2 separate regions of the Mus musculus genome follow, and region 1 is linked to region 2. The links are chromatin loops, found by intact Hi-C in ENCODE. Cell type or tissue: left cerebral cortex. All regions are shown on one strand.

The links. Hi-C counts contacts between places; a loop is a spot of excess contacts. Peaks named below come from ENCODE experiments on the same cell type or tissue, not always from the same donor. Only the 100,000 strongest peaks of a DNase experiment are listed, where the experiment ranks them.
Region 1: it touches region 2 in a loop (21-fold over the local background); 4 of 42 quality-filtered maps call a loop at or near these places.

The regions. Positions count from the first base shown.
Region 1 is chr12:17,766,224-17,768,723 of GRCm38, forward strand. Hpcal1 (hippocalcin-like 1) reads left to right here. Exons shown (of 5, transcript NM_001361645.1): 2 at 991-1,076. Among named protein-coding and RNA genes, the nearest start is that of Gm51995, 30 kb to the left of the region's middle. In left cerebral cortex, no CTCF peak of the experiment used is centred here; no DNase peak of the experiment used is centred here.
Region 2 is chr12:17,906,082-17,908,581 of GRCm38, forward strand. It overlaps a transcript of Gm9222 not described here. Among named protein-coding and RNA genes, the nearest start is that of Gm9222, 25 kb to the left of the region's middle. In left cerebral cortex, no CTCF peak of the experiment used is centred here; no DNase peak of the experiment used is centred here.

The DNA.
Region 1 (2,500 bases), 140 kb before region 2:
CACTTTGACCCCATGAGTGTCAAATCAGAACTCCTGGAACCTATTAAATCTGGGGGCTTTGAGACACTTTGAGAAAATATGGACAAGGTGGAGCACGGGGTATCCGAGGTCAGTGAAGCTGGTCTGTATACATTGTAGAGGACATGGATCTGTGAACCCAGAACATGCAGCTCAAAGCATGAATGCTGTGTAGGCTGTAGACAGAGTGAGGGCAATGATTGTCCATGCTACAGATGCCCCATTCTGGTGGAGGGTGTTGACCAGATGGGCCCAGGGAATGTTTCTTTGCCCTCCCTGTACTCTCTCTCTCTCTCTCTCTCTCTCTCTCTCTCTCTCTCAGTTCTCTATGAATCTAAAACTGCCCTGAAATAAAGTCTGTTAAAAATACATATGGGACCTAAGGAGCTGAAGGGGTTTGCAGCCCTATAGGTAGATCAACAATATGAACCAACCAGTACCCCCAGAGCTCCCTGGGACTAAACCACCAACAAAAAAGAATCCCATGGCTCCAGCTGCATATGTAGCAGAGGATGGCCTAGTCAGTCATCAATGGGAGGAGAGGCCCTTGGTCCTGTGATGGTGCTATGCCCTAGTATAGGGGAATGCTTGGGCCAGGAAGCAGGAGTGTGTGGGTTGGGGAGCATAGGAAGGGGGGGAAGTGATTGGTGATTTTCGAAGGGGAAACCAGGAAAAGGGTTTAATAAAAAATACATATGGGCACTGGCAGGGTGGCTCCGTGCTTAAGAGTTCTTACTGTTCTTTAAGCGGACCCTAGTTCAGTTCCTCCCATGTTGAGAGGCTCACAGTCACCGGTAACTCCATCTCTGGGGGATCAGGTGCCCTCTTCAGGCCTCCACGGGCACCTGCACTAACGTGCATATTCCCACACTAATGTGCACACACACTCAGTTTTTCTTGGGGCAAGTGAAGGGATGTTGTGAGCTCACCCAGATGCCAGTGCCCCACGTGACCTGTGGTCTTCTTTCCCAGGGGAATGGTCTAGCAGCTTATCGAGCCTGTGCATCATCCCCCAGCAGTTCTGATCCTGCTCTGCTTTGGCCTCCATTTGGCCGTAGGTAAGTCACCGTGAGGCCAATAGGCCTACAGAGCATTAGGACTGTGGATGGAAGGGGTGGCATTTGCAGAGACTGTGGGTTCAGTCTCTTCAGTGATCTCAGAGGACAGGTCAGGAAACTGAGGCTGAGAGGTAAGAAGAACCCTGTAAGTACAAGGATGAGCCAGGCCTACTTAACCATGAGGCCAGCATCACCACCATTGTTTCAGAGATTGTGCATGTGTCATGGTTCTTTCTAATCCAAATGGCTGCTCCCTCAAGAGGTCTGCAAGATGCAGAGGCAAATGTCAAGTGGTACTTCTGTCCCTGGTTCTGGTAAATGCAGCTAGTTCCCTAGAGACTTAGACCAGCAGTTCCCAGCAGACCTGGGAGTGGCTGGGTTTCCCCTCCCCCCTTCCCCCCTCCCCCCAGCTCCAGACACCCAAGCTCCTACAGCATTCATAGAGGGAATTTCATGGCACAGGGTGTCCTCAGGACTTCCTGTTGGTGGAGTTCCTTTCTGGCCCTCATCTCCTGGAGGGAGAGGATATCTCCTGCTGCCTTTTTCTTCACTCCCCCACATTCCATAGACATTCTGTCCAGGTTGTCAGTGAGTCTGAAGGAGATACCCAGAAAGAGGCCATTGTCTTCAGGTCCCCTCAATCGAAAATAGACACAATGGAATATGGTGTGCAGTGCTGAGGCTAAAGAGAGCAGTTCCTGAGTCTATATGACTGAATGTCACCTGCATACATGCCTCCAGGCCCCAGGCCTTTTTCTTCACTCCCCCACATTCCATAGACATTCTGTCCAGGTTGTCAGTGAGTCTGAAGGAGATACCCAGAAAGAGGCCCTTGTCTTCAGGTCCCCTCAATCGAAAATAGACACAATGGAATATGGTGTGCAGTGCTGAGGCTAAAGAGAGCAGTTCCTGAGTCTATATGACTGAATGTCACCTGCATACATGCCTCCAGGCCCCAGGGTCCTCGACTCCAGATGCCATCCATGCACAAGTGCATGGTAGGGTCCAGTCAAGCCTGGAAACTGATGTCTGGAAGCTGGAGCAGACAAAGAGGTCAGAGGAGTACAAGTTCTAGCCTATAGTGCCTCTTCTCATCCTGAGGCCCTTGGATGCTTTGGTGTACACCCAGTGACTCCTCTGTAGCCAAACACACCTTACCACTGAATGAGGAGAGTCTGGGTCAGACAGTTCTTCCTTATCTGAGGTCAGCACTTTGCCATGGTGTCAGAGGTCAGAGGATTCTCAGTAGAAAGATCCCTCTGAAGATGTGCACCTCCTCCATTCCCACCGACCTGCCTGTGGATGAAAGCTTGTACAAGTCTAGGGCACAGCCTTGCTGCCAGCTGTCCACCTTAGCAGGCAGTATGGCTGTGCTCAGCATGTATTAAGAATATGCTCTTTCCCCAGTAAGCTTGAGGGCTCTG
Region 2 (2,500 bases):
TTTTAATTATTTTTTTTATTTATTTAAGTACATCCTTTTCCTATCCCATTGTGGATAGAGAGACAAGGCAGTCCTCTGGTACATATGTGCCTGGGGCAATGAGCCAGTCCCTGGATGCTCCTTGGTTTTTGGCTGGGAGGTCTGAAGTGTCCAGATTAGCTCAAAGTTTTGTTCTTATCGGGTTGCCATCTTCTTCACCCCCTTAAGTCAGTACAGAGACCTGTCCTTATGTAACATTTCAACCTACAACAATATATTGATATATCGATCTACATATTACTATATCTTATCTATTCATCTATATATCACCTATTAATCTATATGTCTATATATCTATATGTATATATCTATACACCTATACATCTATATATCTATCCATATATCAATAAATATATATAATCTATATATTATCTATATATCTATAAATATATATATATATACATATATGTATATTTTTAAATCTATCCATCCATCTATGTATCTGTAAGTCTATCCATATGTTTAGCTTGATGTATCTTTTTTCTTTTTCTGCCAGATAACATATATATATATATATATATATATATATATATATATATATATATACACACACACACACACATTATGTTCCAATTTTTCTTTTTTAATTAATTTTTTTATTTATTCAAGTACATTCTGCTCCTGTCCCATCATTGTGGACAGAGAGACAAGACAGTCCTCTGCTACACTTATGCCTGGGGCAATGAGCCAGCCCCTGGATGCTCCTTGGTTTTTGGCTGGGAGGTCTGAAGTGTCCAGGTTAGCTCACAGTTTTGTTCTTCCTATCTGGTTGCCATCCTCTTCAACCCCCGAAGTCAGTACACTGACCTGTCCTTATGTGACATTTCCCCCTACAACAATATATCAATATATAGATATATATCGATCTATATATTTCTATATCTATCTATTCATCTTTATGTCTATATATCATCTATAGATCTTCAATCTATACATCTATATATCTATATATCACCTATAAATCTATATATCTACATATCTATACATCTATCTGTATATATCTATACATCTATATATCTATCCATATATCAATAAATCTAGATAGATATCTATCTATATATTATCTATAAATCTATATAAAATCTATATATCTATAAATATATATATAATTCTATCTATCTATTCATCTATCTATCTATAAGTCTATCTAATTGTTTAGCTTGATGTAGCCTTGTCTAAAAGGACTGTTATGTTCTAGGTTTCAGATGTTCAGCCTGAGAGGAAACAGTATGAGTAACATTTGATCTAATACCAGATCCTCGACTCTGGACCCATATTTTACGATAGTTTTGGGGATTGTGATTACATCATTCCTACCTCCTGTGATCAATCAGTAAACACATCTAATGCCTGCAGCTGGCAAGAAGAAAGGTTGATGGAATTTCAGTTCTCGGCCTCGGTGTCTTTGGAAGAGACCATGAAGGAGAGGGAAGAAGAAGCAGGAAAAAGGTCCCATGGGTGGATGGATTGGGAGAGCATGGCCAGGAGGGCGAGCCTGAGAGTATGAGCAGCCTGGGCAGAATATGGCAAGTGAGCCGGGCGTGGTGGCACTTGCCTTCAATCCCAGCACTTGGGAGGCAGAGGCAGGCGGATTTCTGAGTTTGAGGCCAGCCTGGTCTCCAAAGTGAGTTCTGGGACAGCCAGGGCTATACAGAGAAACCCTGTCTGGGGGGTTGGGGGGGGGAGAATATGGTGAGTGATATCTCACAGTTCTTAGTAAAAAAGTAGAGAAATTAGCATAGAGGAATGGTATCTGCCCCATGCTGGTGCTTTAATGCTTATAATAATTATTATTATTTCTCATTATTATTTTATTATTTCACATTATTATCATTTACTACATTATTATATTATTTAATATTATTTCTTTTTTATTATCTTTCCTATTATTTTGTTATTATTTCATAGTATCATTTCTTATTCTTACTATTAGTTTATTATCATTTCTTCTTTTCTTATTGTTATTATTATTTTATACCTCTGTAGTTTATGTGGTGGTAAGAATTCCACAAGTAATATTTACCACAACAAGTTGGCTGTAAAAACAACTTGTGCCCAATGACTAAAATGCAATTAAAAGTAAGATGTGGTTTTACACACTTGTAACCTCAGAACCCAACAGACAAAGCAGAAACATGGCCAACAGTTATTTTCTTGGGATACAGGAAGAAAGTCCTCTGGGGTCTCTGCTAATAAGGTCACACACACACACACACACACACACACACACACACCCCCACACAAACATGCACACACACACATAGTAAATACATACATTAATTAATACATATACACACACATCACGCACATAAACATACATGCACCACACATACACCAAACACACACACATAACCATGCCCCCACAAAAACACGCACACGCACATATACCACATACTTACATTCACACCCATATACACCCACATACACCACAGATACACATGCACACACACCATGTACAGTA